Regions from separate parts of the Homo sapiens genome. Here region 1 is linked to region 2. The links are chromatin contacts, found by POLR2A ChIA-PET in ENCODE. All regions are on one chromosome and are shown on one strand. Each heading gives the region's core, a stretch centred on a gene start or an enhancer-like site at or near the end of the contact. The rest is flanking DNA. Distances are from core to core; before and after follow the strand shown.

Region 1 (7,049 bases), core at 617-3,116, 270 kb after region 2:
GTTCTAGCCCTCAGGGCTTGGTCTTTCTGGGAACCAGCCTCATCCTGAAGCTCTATCCTAGGCCAACCCCTCTCTCCCCAAGGGTTGCCCCCTTAGCGTAAACTTCAGTATGGTTGAAAGTGGCTCTTTCTGAATAACTAATGTCCCTCGTATCACTGAGGAAATTCCAGGCCTTTTAGGATTTCTGTGCCAAGAACTAGCAGCAAAGACCAAATATGTATTTTTATTATGCTCCACGAGTTATTCTTTGTTCAACAAAGATTTGTTCAGCACTTGCAGTATATTGAATATTGTGTTAGATATGAGGAACTTCAACAAAGGTTTATTGTAATCTGTCATGTCAACAAAATAGACAAAAATACCTGCCCATATAGAGCTTATATTCTTGAGGAAGAATACAGACAATAAAAACAGAAATCTTTGTATGTCAGGCAGTGGTAAGCACCATGGGTAAAGCGGACTTTGGAGGGTTTGTTTGTTTTTGCTTTTTGGCCCCTGCCTTATTGCCAACACCTGGAGCAGGACAAGGTCTATATTGGGCATCCAATAAATGAGTTAAATGTGTTGAATGAATAATGAGAACATGGTTTCAGCAGAACTTAGTAACCAGTTGCGTGGTGGTGTGAGGAGAGATGTCTAGAATGATGACCAGGTTGATCAGAGTAACCTGGGCAGAGAGAATGCTGTAGGAGATGGGGTTTGAGGAAATCTGCTGAATGGGATTTTGAACACCTCTAAGTACCAGAGAGGCACCCAAGTAGAGAAGTGTCCAGTGGGAAATGCAGGCTGATGCTCAGGAGGGACTCGTGGGCTGGAGGTTGATGTTGGGAGTTATGGGTATGTAAATGGCGGGCGAAGCTTAGCCATGGTGAGTCAGTGCAGGGTTGTCTTCTCTGGTAAGTGCTTGTTTAGTGTCTGCCTGTAGACTACCTGGGAAGAAACTCACTTTCTGTAGGCAACCTGCTTTTTTGAAAAAAATAATTTCAAATTGATAAGAAATTGCGAAAATAGGCCAGGCACAGTGCTCACGCCTATAATTCTAGCACTTTGGGGAGCTGAGGTGGGCAGATCGCTTGAGTTCAGGAGTTTGAGACCAGCCTGGGCAACATGGCAAAACCCCATCTCTACAAAAAAAGTACAAAAAAATTAGCCAGGTGTAGTGGCGTATGCCTGTCGTCCCAGCTACTTGGGAGGCTGAAGTGGGAGGTTGCAGTGAATCCAGATCACACCACTGCACTCCAGCCTGGGCCACAGAGCAAGATTCTGTCTCAAAAAAACCAAAAAACCAAAACAAAAAAAGAAATTGCAAAAATAAAAATAGTACAATGAACATCTGAATATCCTTTAACAGGATTCATCTATTGTTAACGCTCTACCTTAGTAACTTTTTTTTTTTTTTTTTTTTAAGGACAGAGTCTTGCTCTGTTGCCCAGGCTGGGGTGCAGTGGCTCGATCTTGGCTCACTGCAACCTTCGCTGCTGGGATTCAAGCAATTCTTCTGCCTCAGCCTCCCAAGTAGCTGGGACTACAGGCAACCGCTACCACGCCTGGCTAATTTTTGTATTTTTAGTAGAGATGGGGTTTCACCATGTTGGCCAGGCTGGTCTCAATCTCCTGACCTCTTGATCCACCCACCTCGGCCTCCCAAAGTGCTGGAATTACAGGCATGAGCCACTGCACCTGGCCCTCCTGTCAGTATTTTTGAGCTTTGTTCTTAGATGTAGTTCATTTAATTGAAAACAGCATACCTTTTAAGATTTGTTGGGCAGGACTGGAGCATTACTCAGTCTAGGGCTAATTATTTCCTGCTTCTAAGGGAAGACCCTTCTGTGTGCTCCACCCAGTTCCTGTGAATCATAAGCTTTTAAGTGGCTGGTGGGACCAGACACTATACCCAGCTGAGGGCGGGGCCCTAATACCACTAATCCTCTTGGCTGGTTCTTTCCCAGACTTCTGCTAATTTGCTCACTTTATGTACTGATCAGTCCTCAGCTGAAGACTCAGGGGGACTGTCTGCAGCTCTCTGGAATTGTTTTTCTGTGTAGCTTTCCTTTCTGATACCGTTGTCTGTGAACTCTGGTCACCCTGATATCCCTAGAGTCACATCCCCGTCTCTTCAATCCATGGGGGCTGCTGGCCTCCGCCTGGGTTCTTTCTCCCTCTGCTGCCTACTCTTGAGAGGAACTGCCAGATATTTTCCAGAGTGGCTGTACCAGCAATGTGTGAGTGATTCCGTTTTTCTGAATCCTTGCCAGCACTTGGTGTTATCACTGTTTTTGATGTTAGCGATTGTGATAGATGTGTAGTCATGTTTCATTGTGGTTTTACTTTGTCTTTAATGGGTAATGATGTTGAGCATCTTTTCATGTGTGTATTTACCCTCTTTATATCTTCTTTGGTGACGTGTATGTGCATATCTTTTGCCCATTTTCTAGGCAGGGTTTTTTTGTTTTGTTTTGTTTTTACTGTTAACCTTCACTTTTTAAATTTTTTTTTTCCAGACGGAGTCTCGCTCAGTTGCCAGGCGGAGTGCAGTGGCGCAATCTTGGCTCATTGCAACCTCCACCTCCTGGGTTCAAGCGATTCTCCTGCTTCAGCCTCCTGAGTAGCTGGGACTACAGGCGCACGCCACCACGCCCAGCTAATTTTTGTATTTTTAGTAGAGACAGGGTTTCACCATGTTGGTCAGGATGGTCTTGATCTCTTGACCTCGTGATCTGCCCACCTTGACCTCCCAAAGTGCTGGGATTACAGGCGTGAGCCACCATGCCCAGCAACTTTCTAAATTTTTTTAAATTATTTTTTTATTTTTTTGAGACAGAGTCTTGCTCTGTCACCCGTGCTGGAGTGCAATGACATGATCTTGGTTCACTGCAACATCTGCCCCCTGGGTTCAAGTGATTCTCCTGCCTCTGCCTCTTAAGTAGCTGGGACTACAGGCATGTGCCACCACACCTGGCTAATTTTTGTATTTTTACTAGAGACAGGGTTTCACCATGTTGGCCAGGCTGGTCTCGAACTCCTGACCTCGGGTGATCTGCCCGCCTTGGCCTCCCAAAGGGCTGGGATTACAGGTGTAAGCCACTGTACCTGGCCCACTTTTTAAAAAATATATATACAATTTTTTCTTTCTTTTTTTAAAAAAGACAGCGTCTTGCTATGTTGCTGAGGCTGGTTTGGAACTCCTGGCCTCAAGCAATTCTCCCACCTTGGCCTCCCAAAGTGCTGGGATTACAGGCATGAGACCCTGCACCCAGCCATCCTTCACTTTTGATATATAGGTTTGCTGGTATCGATTTCTGGGGTAGAAATCACTTAAAAATTATAAAGGTCTTCTTCCTTTCAGTTACAGAGTTCTCCTCTTCTCACTCTTGAGGATTCTCCTCTCAGCTTTTGAGATATCCTAGCTGTTCTGGCTGCTGACTCTTCCTAGGCCTCTCTGACTCCCCTTCGGAGCTCACACATAATTCTCAGAATCCATAGTGACTGCCTTTCAGTGTGATACCTTGGCTTGTTTGGCTATGATTGCAACAAAAACGTGGTCATAATGACAAGTTGTGTCCTTATTTTATTTCTGTTATAAGCTACAGGTCAAAGGGGATAGCTTGTGGGGTACAATAATTCACAGAGAAGAAATACAAGAATGTTCCTGGATAGAAATGCAAGTCATTTTGATACCTTACTTTTTTGTTCTAATAGTTGATGCTTGGTCATCATTATCATTGTCTGCAAGTGCTGAGGTGTTGGGTTTTTTGAAGAAATTTAACAAGTGAGAATGTTTATTCCTTGGCTCCTTGGTGGTAACTCAGGCCTGGGTATGTGATGTTTCGGCAACATTAGTGACGTTTCTGCCATCTTGACTTATAGGTGGAAGCCTCTTCGGCCTGCTGAGCAAGAACAATCGTTTTGGTAGAAATCCAGTTGTGCTGTTGGGCATCCTGGTGCACTTCATAGCTTTTTATCTAATATTTCTCAACATGCCTGGAGATGCCCCGATTGCTCCTGTTAAAGGAACTGACAGCAGTGCTTACATCAAATCCAGGTATAGTGGCTGTCATTTCTCTAGTCGCTTGAGTACGGGTGGGAGGTAACGGATGGCTAGATACTGAAAGTGGAGCAGTTAATCCTCTTCAGAGAGCCTGGTGTCTCTCTAAGGTCATCTGTCAAGTGTTCATGGAGTCAGACTGAGTTTAAATAGGAATCCTTAGAGAATCCTAAGTTATTTTTGTAATAGTTGGTTTTAACCTTTTCCCCCACTAAATCTTTTTCTTGATCCTTGAAGGAGCACGTAAGTATCTGATTTGAATTTTTTATCTCTGCTTCTTAAGCAGTGAAATATCCAGACATTAGGGCCTGGAGGAAGAACAAAGAGGAGCGAGGGAGAACCTGGCAACCGGGGAGGCCATTCAGTCCTTCCAGAGCAGTTTATATAACGTTTGAGGATATCGGTTTAGTGCACTCAACTCTCAAGTTCATTATAAACGCAGACATTTATGTCCAGCTCCACAAATCCAAGGGGAGCCCAGCCCAAAAAACTATACAAACTGAGTATATCGCATCTGAAAATCTGAAACTTTTCAAGGGCCAACATGATGCTCAAAGGGAAGTGTTATTAGAACATTTCAGGTTACAGATTTTCAGATTAAAAATACCTAACTGGTCAGTGTAATGCAGATGTTCCAAAATCTGAAAAGAAAATTTGAAACACTTCTGGTCTTGATAAGGGATACTCAACCTGCATTTTCTTCACAAATGGTTGAGACCAGAGTTTGTTAGAATGTAAAGGTGTGTGCATTTGAGCAAAAATTCTTACTTTGTAAATTCTAGTCTTTATGTTTTATTTTTATTTATTTATTTATTTATTTTGAGACAGAGTCTCACTCTGTCTGCCAGCCTAGAATGCAAGTGGCGTGATCTCCGCTCACTGCAACCTCCACCTCCGGGGTTCAAGTGATTCTCGTGTCTCAGCCTCCCGAGTAGCTGGGATTACAGGCACGCGCCACTATGCCCAGCTAATTTTTATATTTTTAGTAGAGATGGGGTTTTGCCATGTTGGCCAGGCTGGTCTCAAACTCCTGTCTTCAAGTGATCTGCCCACCTCAGCCTCCCAAAGTGCTGGGATTCCAGGTGTGAGCCACCGCACCAGCTTTGTCTTTATTTTTGTTTCATAGTGTTTACAACTTGCAGGTAGAATTCTTTTGTGGGTGGGTTGCTTGTATATTTTAAATGGCTCTAGCAGATATTGCTCATACTAAATTGATTTTTATTTTCTTCAGCAAAGAAGTTGCCATTCTCTGCAGTTTTCTGTTGGGCCTTGGAGACAGCTGCTTTAATACCCAGCTGCTTAGTATCTTGGGCTTTCTGTATTCTGAAGACAGCGCCCCAGCATTTGCCATCTTCAAGTTTGTTCAGGTAACCTCTTCAGATTGTGATTGTGTTTGACATAGGGCTCTTCCCTTTGTGTATTGCCTTGTTTTCCTTGGTTACTTGTATTGTGGTTTTAATTTTTATTTATTTATTTTTATTTTTTTGATAGAGTCTCTCTCTGTCACTCAGGCTGGAGTGCAGTAGCGCAATCTTGACTCGCTGCAACCTCCGCCTCCCGGGTTCAAGCAATTCTCCTGCCTTAGCCTCCTGAGTAGCTGAGATTACAGGTGCACACCACCATGCCTGGCTAATTTTTGTATTTTTTTTTTCTTTTTAGCAGAGGCAGGGTTTCACCACGTTGGTTAGGCTGGTCTCAAACTTCTGACCTCAGGTGATCCACCTGCCTTGGCCTCCCAAAGTGCTGGGGATTATATGCGTGAGCCACCGCACCTGGTCTATTTTTTTATTTTATTTTTTTTTAAAGACAAAGTCGGCCCGCCGCGGCTCACACTTGTAATCCCAGCACTTTGGGAGGCCAAGGTGGGCGGATCACGAGGTCACAAGATGGAGACCATCCTGGCTAACACGGTGAAACCCTGTCTCTACTAAAAATACAAAAAAATTAGCCGGGCGTGGTGGCACGTGCCTGTAGTCCCAGCTACTTGGGTGGCTGAGGCAGGAGAATGGTGTGAACCCGGGAGGCGGAGCTTGCGGTGAGCCCAGACCGCGCCACTGCACTTCAGCCTGGGCCACAGAGCGAGACTCCGTCTCAAAAAAAAAAAAAAAAAAAAGACAGTCTCACTCTGTAGTCCAGACTGGAGTGCAGTGGCACGATCTTGGCTCAGTGCAATCTCTGCCTCCCAAGTAGGTGGGATTACAGGAGTGCACTACCATGTTCAGCTAAGTTTTTATATTTTTAGTAGAGATGAGGTTTTGCCATTTTGGCCAGGCTGGTCACAAACTACTGGCCTCAAGTGATCCGCCCGCTTGGGCCCCACAAAGTGCTGGGATTATAAACATGAGCCACCGCCCCGGCTATATTGTGTTTCTTATTTTATTTTATTTTTTTGTTTCCTCTTTTTTTTTCCTTTTTTTGCTTTTGTCTTGTATTGTGTTTTTTAAATGAAAGTTGGGGACATCCTTTAAGAGGATTTATGACTAGAATTAGGAAGCAATGAGCAGTAAGATTTTTTGTGTAACAGATTTTATGTTCTGGTCTCTATGGCTCTGATTAGAGATTTCCTTCCTTAGATACCAGAATTCTATTCATTTGTAATACAGACAAGTGTATTTCTTACTCTGTACATTCTTGTTACTCCAGTTTTCCACAAAATGCTATTTTTGTTTCATTTTATTTTATTTTGTAGAGATGGGGTCTTGCTATGTTGTGCAGGCTGGTCTTGAACTCCTGGGCTCAAGCATTTCTCCCACCTTGGCCTCCCAAAGTGTTGGGTGGCATGAACCCCCACACCTGGCCAAAATGCTATTTTAAATACCAGGAACTGTGGCAGGAGTTTATGGTGCATGTTTGTGAGTCAGTGACTGAGGAAGTCATACCTTGATGCAGAAAGAATAGAAAGCACTGTGAGTTCCAGGTGTCCTTGGGGCAGGATAGGAGTGGGGCTAGGGGCTAACTGTGGCTCAGTGTGGCCCCCGGTGCGCCCGTTGTGATTTGTTTTGTT
Region 2 (6,967 bases), core at 4,435-6,934:
CGGTCCAGCCCTGCTGTGTGAGTCCCTCATCCCCACCCCCGCACCTGTTTCCACCTTGGCTGGCTCAACCAACAAACTTCGGCCCCGGTCCGCCCGGTGCTCACCCGGGAGAAAGTGGAGGGGAGAGAAGGGTCTGAACTGCAGGCACTTCTGGGACGCAGGCGGGACTGCCCTGCGCAGTCTCCTCTCTTCCTCCGGAGGTTTAAATCTCTGCCCAATCGTCTTGCCCCTACATCTGGCGCCCCGTCGCCCAGGGACCCCTTAGGCGTCCTGTCCGAGCCGAGCCCTAGGGGCCAGCAGACCGGGTCCAGCGGCCCCGCCGGCGCCGTCTGAGCCAGCCCGGGCCTCCAGCCGAGCCCACGTGGGACCCAGGCGCTCCGCAGGGCGGGCACCGGGCACTGGGCACCCTTCCTGGCCGCGCACCACCGCTCCAGGGCAGGCTCGGGCACAACCTCGGGACCCTTCCGGCGCCTGCGGCTGGGCGGCCGTGAGTCCTGCCCCGCTCGTCGCCCCGCGCTCACCTCCCTGCGGCCCCAAGTCCCCGGGACGCAACTCCGTGCGGCGCCTGCGAGCGGCTGGGCGGTGGCTCCTCGGGGGCGGGGCGGCGGCGCTCCGCCTCTTCCCTACCTGCGCGCGGGCGGCCGGGAGGCGGGGCTGGGCTCCAGGGGGCGTGGCCGGGCTCATGGGGGCGGGGCCTGGACGCAGTCTTTGCTCAGTCGGCTTCCTGGGTTCCTGCCTCCGCCCTCCACCCAGCTGGGTCCCCGCCTGGGCAGAGCCCTGTTTTCGCCTGAGCTGGTCTCTTCAGGGCGCCGTCCTTTCCCTCTTGGCGTCCTCACTCCACCCCAGACCAAACACGTCATCTAGGTCTTGATTGCCGTCTTCAAGTCGCCCCTCCCCATCAAGAAAAAGCACCCAATCTCCCATCCCCTTCTTCCAGCGCCCTCATCCTCAGGCCAAGTGGGCCTGTTCCCTTGACCCTTTTAGTCTGTAGTCACACTCTCTCCGGGAAGCTGGGCCTGAACACCTCCTCTCCCTCCTGGACCCTGAGGCCTCTCTCCTAGCTCTGCTGTGCCCTTGGGTTGGGAACAGGCACTCCGTGGAGGTCCTATCTGCATTTGCCCTGCAGCTAAGGCCAACATTTGTGACTCCTGCCAACCCCCTACACACCCCGTAGAAGCATTGACAGAACCCACCCAGCTCTGGCCCTTCCAGCTGCCATGCGGGCCAGAGCCAGACTGGAGATTGGGGACGCTGGCGACACCTGGCCCCTTGGCTTGGGTCTGTCTGCCCAGGTGGTTCCTTCTCTCTTCCCTGGACTCCAAGGGCCTGCCTCTTGGGACTAGACAAACAAAACCTTGGCCAGGGCAGCTAGGACCGAACTCCAAGGTCTGGATGCCCCGTTCTCAGCCCCAGCGCTTATCATCTCGCCGTCCCTCTCCAGGAGGCCTGGCTAGGCCAGGAGGAGCAGAGTTTGAAGAGACTCAGGCTTGGAGGGGTGGGGGTGGGGTTGTCAGGGCCAAGGCAAAACCTCTGGCCCTTAGAGAGCTCCTGAGCCACCCTGCCCCCCAACCCAAGGACTCTGGTGTTTATTGCTGACCTGGGTGGAGGTGGGGAGCACCTGGCTGCTGGAGATTATCCTGAGAGATGCATCTCTCCTCCCCAGCTCTGGGGCCATGAGGAGGGCACAGGCTGGAAGGAGGGGGAGTGGGCCAAAGCTGGGGTGGGGGTTGCTCCTAGTAACAAATGTAAGGGACCATTTATTGTGCAACCAGCACATCCTGGGGTTATGTGCAGAGAGGAACAAAACCAGGGCCTGCCCACGAAGTGCCAGCATTCTACAGGGAGACGTTGGAACTCAATACTGTAACAGGAAGGGTGAGAGCAGCTAGCCATTCCAAAGTGCTTTAGTCTGTATAATCCGCAGTACAGGTCTATGAAGTGGGTACCATTATGATCATCCCCATTTTAGGGATGAGAAAACTGAGGCAGAGGGAGATGTGAGGGGAGCAGCTGGGGTTTAAACTCGGTCATGATCTGACTTTAGACTCTAACAAACACTGCTGCAAATGCCTGAGCTGGGTTCTCTCTCCTGGAGCTCTACTGGAAGCTCTGCAGGAGTCCCCAGGAGGGGAGGGATTCATGGTGGTGCTTAAGCTGGTGTCAGGGATTTGTCCCATGCAAACATGGCGTGCTGCCCGGCCACATAGGTGCAGGGAGGCTGATTACAGCCTTGGCTGCAGCAACACGCACCTGTGAGGCCAGAGAGGGAAGAATGTTAAATAGGCCAGGGGTATAACTTGTGATAATGTCACACAGCTGTTAAAAGCAACGAGGCAGCTATCCATGTACTGAGAAAGGAATTATCTCCAACTTATAGTAAGTTAAAAAAAAAAAAGCAAGCTGCATGTTTAGTATAATCCTATTTACCTAAATTTAAATAGAACAGACATATATATGTTGGTAGATCCATACAAACTTTCTGGAAGGATATCTGTGGAGTAACCCTGCAGGGGTTTAGGGGGAGAGAGTCACTTGCTTTTCATTTTGTATCATGTGCATATATTACTTACATAACTTAAAGAGAAACACTGTCTAAACTCTTTGTTTTTGTTTTGAGACAAGGTTTTGGTGTCACCCAGGCTGGAGTACAGTATACTCATGGCTTATTGCAGCCTCGACCTCTGGGGCTCAAGTGATCCTCCCACTTCAGCCTCCTGAGTAGCTGGGACTATAGGTGCACGCCATCCTTTCTGGCTAACTAAATTTTTTTTTTGTAGAGATGGTGGTGGGCGGTGGGGGGGGGCCTCACTACGTCGCTCAGGCTGGCCTCAAACTCCTGGATTCAAGTGATCCTGCTTTGGCCTCCAAAATCGGTGGGATTACACTTTACATATTTTACTTTTATAACTTAAAGAAAAACACTGTTGGCCGGGCGCAGTGGCTCACTCCTGTAATACCAGCATTTTGGGAGGCCGAGGCGGGCAGATCACCTGAGGTCGGGAGTTCGAGACCAGCCTGGCCAACATGGAGAAACCCCATCTCTACTAAAAATACAAAATTAGCCAGGCGTGGTGGCACATGCCTGTAATCCCAGCTACTCGGGAGGCTGAGGCAGGAGAATCGCTTGAACCCGGGAGGCAGAGGTTGCAGTGAGCTGAGATTGCACCATTGCACTCCAGCCTAAGCAATAAGAGGGAAACTCTGTCTCAAAAAAAAAAAAAAAAAAAAAAGGAAAAGAAAAAGAAAGAATAAGTGAAAAACACCGTCTAAGCTTTTTTATTTTTATGGACCTACAGGTGTAGGGAAGATCTTCACAGATTGGGATAAGGAAAGGGATTTCTAGTGGGAAGAACAAGAACGAAGACACAGCCGGGAAACTGGCTGTGGTGGGGAAGCTTCTGGTGCTATGGCTTGGCTACATCGCAGGCTGTGTGAGGAGGAGGACAGGAGAAGCCTGGGGAGGCAGCGGGGGCTCAGGGTGGAGGCTGCTGTGTGTCTGGATAAGGGTTTTTACTTTCTTCTGTAAGCAAGGGGGAGCCCATGAGGCATTCTTCAACTAGGAAATTGCACCCTCATATTTTCTGCTTGTGTCCCCTCCTTTAAAACATGCTTTCACAGACACTATTTCATTTATTATTATTATTTATTTATTTTTGAACCGCAGTCTCGCTCTGTCGCCAGGCTGGAGTGCAGTGGCGCAATCTCCACTCACTGCAACCTCGGCCTTCTGGGTTCAAGTGATTCTCGTGTCTCAGTTTCCCGAGCAGCTGGGATTACAGGCATGCGCCACCACATCCAACTAATTTTTTTTTTTTGAGACAGAGTTTCTCTCTTGTTGCCCAGGCTGGAGTGCAATGGCGCAATCTCGGCTCACCACAACCTCCACCTCTCGGGTTCAAGCGATTCTCCTGCCTCAGCCTCCCAAGTAGCTGGGATTACAGGCATGCACCACCACACCTGGCTAATTTTGTATATTTTTAGTAGAGATGGGGTTTCTCCATGTTGGTCAGGCTGGTCTCGAACTCCCAACCTCAGGTGATCCTCCTGCCTCTGTCTCCCAAAGTGCTGGGATTACAAGTATGAGCCACTGTGCCTGGCCTTTTTTTTTGTATTTTTAGTAGAGATGGGGTTTCACCATATTGGCCAGGATGGTCTCGATCTCCTGACCTCGTGATCTGCCCACTTCAGCCTCCCAAAGCACTGGGATTACAGGTGTGAGCCACTGTGCCCGGCCTATTATTATTTTTTGAGGCCGTTATCTTGCTCTGTCATCCAGGCTGGAGTGCAGTGGTACAATGGGAATCACTGTAGCCTCAACCTCCTGGGCTCAAGTGATCCTCCCACCTCAACCTCCTGAGTAGCTGGGACTACAGGCCACCACACTCAGCTAATTTTGCTTTATTGTTTGTAGAGATGGAGGTCTCACTATGTTGCCCAGGCTGGTCTTGAACTCCTGGACTCAAGCGATCTTCCCGCCTCGGCCTCCCACAGTGCTGGGTTTACAGGCATGAGCCACTGCGCCCAGCCTATTTTATTTTTTAAATCTTGACAACAATTCTGCAGATAGGCAGGTCAGGCTTTACAGATGAGGACACTGAGGCTGCTGTGGAATTAAGACCAGCGACAGAGTTTGACATTGAGAAGCGTTGGTCCTCAGTGAGTACTGCCTTAGAGGAAGGCAGGAGAACATGCCCCAGAGAGGGACCCACCCTGGGAACTGCACACCCTGAGACCCCCTCAAGACTCACTTTGTGATCCTCGGAAGAAAAGGGCAGAGGGTCTTGAAGCCATTAGTTAGCAAACTCAGAAAAGCTCCGACAACACACCTTTGAAGGACGCCCTGGTATTTGTCCACGGGAGTAAAATATTAGGGGTCTATGTTTAGCTTTTTTCATTTTTAGAACGTGAGCGGCCGGGTGTGGTGGCTCACACCTGTAATCCCAGCACTTTCGGAGGCCAAGCCGGTGGTGGATCACTTGAGGTCAGGAATTCGAGACCCACCTGGACAACATGATGGAACCCCCATCTCTACTAAAAATACAAAAATTAGCCAGGCATGATCGCACATGCCTGTAATCCCAGCTACTTGGGAGGCTGAGGCAGGAGAATCGCTTGAACCTGGGAGGTGGAGGCTGCAGTGAGCTGAGATCGCGCCTCTGCACTCCACCCTGGGCGACAGAGTGAGACTCCATCTCAAAAAAAAAAAAAAAAAAAAAAAAAGGAACAGTGAATCTTTTGAATGAGAGGATGCTGGATGCTGACTTCCTTGTCAAGGTTCAGAGAAGTGTAGGACTGTGCCCAAGAACGCACAGGTGGTGAGAGAGAGCAGGGCTGGGTGCTGGGCCCCACACCCATACTCTTTCCAGCCATTCCGGTGGACCATTCCCATCTTTTGGAAGGGCCATTCTGGCTGTGCTCAGGACAGATGGGTTTGGGCAAAGGTGGGGAGGCCAGGTGAGAGGGAGCAGGGGAGTGGCTGGGGGAGCAGAGTAGAGGGAGGGATGAGAAGGGCATCCCCTCTCTTCGGAATTTAGCTGACACAAGCCCCCAGACTTCCTCTCCATATATGCTCTGGATTTACCTCCCCTTACCCCCAGGCCTCCAGCAGGGAGAGTCGGCAGCGGGAGTGGGCCCAGGTGGGAGCCCCAGAGAAAGGAACCACAGGATCTTGCCCGCCTGGCCGCAGAGATTGATGATGCGGGATCGCCATCTGGTGGCGAGAAGAGGTACCGCGCCAAGGAATCCACGTGGTCAGGGGAACCCGGGGAAGCCGCAGTCTTAGTGCTCCCCGCCACCTGCTTTCTCACCAGATACCCTGGCAGTCCAGCCTGAAGGTTAAGGGCACAGAGGCACAGGCTCGCTCTCAACAGGACTCGTCAGTGGTTAGCAAGATGCCAAAGCCTCTGTAACGCCTCTCCTTGCCACCCTGCCTGCCTTTACGACATGCCGGGGAGGGCACCAGTGAGTGACCTCTCTCCAAGGGTTCATGGGCCACCAGACCCTTAGGCACCTTGGGAGCTGCCTGCCACCAGGGGAGAAGCCAGGGTGCCTGGCATTCCTGGGTGCTGGGGAGGAGGCGGATGTGGTCAGACTCCTTAGGCCCAGAGATACTTTTCAGCTATCTCCTCCTGGTGCTATTCCTTCCCCCATGGTGCCCTTGAAATCCATCTCCACCTCCCTCCCAGCAGGCTGCTCCTCACCAGTGTTCTCACCCCACTGTCAGCCCTCCACTGGGTCATCCTAGTCTCAGCCAGGGCTCGGTCATTCCCATTAGCCCTTGGGAATGGACTTTGAAAGCTATTCCAGAGCCCCTGTCACCTGCTCAGCCCAGCTGTGCTCATTTTTCAGGCGCCCATCACTGCTGTATCTTCCCTCCCCAACCTTGGAGGCCTCAGTCACCCTGGGAGGAGAGTGAGGCCCGGGGGAAGGGCGCTGGCCTCGGGGGCATGCAAATGTTCAGGTACACCCAGCTCATCACTAATTAGCTTGTGAGATTAAGCAAGTTACTTAACTTTGGAATACTGAGGCCACCCTAGAAAGACATGCCATCCAGAAGCCATAAACCAGAAGATTGACAGATTGACATAAATGCCACCAATTTCCGTGCCACAAAAGGCACTGTAGACAAAGTTAAAAGCCAAACAGCTGGGCAAGGTGGCCCACATCTATAATCCCAGCATTTTGGGAGGCTGAGGCGGGAGGATCACTTGAGTCCAGGAGTTTGAGCTCAGCCTGGGCAACGTGGCCAGATGCCATCTCTACAAAAAAATAAAACCCGTCTAATTTTTATATTTTTGTAGAGATGGGGTTTTGCTATGTTGCCCAGGCTGGTCTTGAACTATTAGGCTCAAGTGATCCATCTGCCTTGGCCTCCCAAAGTGCTGGGATTACAGGTGTGAGCCACTGCGTCTGACAGTTTTAACTTCTTGATCATAGGTCCTCTCTGCCCCTGCTCCACAGCAACCAG

Evidence for each region. ChIA-PET counts read pairs that join two places held with the same protein, here RNA polymerase II (POLR2A).
Region 1: POLR2A ChIA-PET joins it to region 2 with 14 read pairs in CD8-positive, alpha-beta memory T cell. The contact joins two enhancer-like sites. POLR2A ChIA-PET finds 5 or more read pairs at or near these places in 2 of 52 experiments (CD8-positive, alpha-beta memory T cell and HEK293).

What each region holds. Positions count from the first base shown.
Region 1 is chr17:76,771,130-76,778,178 of GRCh38, forward strand. It overlaps MFSD11 (major facilitator superfamily domain containing 11), which reads left to right. Exons shown (of 13, transcript NM_001242532.5): 11 at 3,868-4,042; 12 at 5,277-5,412. Among named protein-coding and RNA genes, the nearest start is that of LINC02080, 24 kb to the right of the region's middle. Within about 2 kb of position 1,867, at least 9 of the 41 ENCODE cell types and tissues checked have a DNase peak (open chromatin) inside an H3K27ac peak, as active enhancers do.
Region 2 is chr17:76,500,832-76,507,798 of GRCh38, forward strand. RHBDF2 (rhomboid 5 homolog 2) reads right to left here and starts at 592. Exons shown (of 19, transcript NM_001005498.4): 1 at 522-592. RefSeq lists enhancers at 1-519, 870-1,009 and a silencer at 180-819. Within about 2 kb of position 5,685, at least 2 of the 41 ENCODE cell types and tissues checked have a DNase peak (open chromatin) inside an H3K27ac peak, as active enhancers do.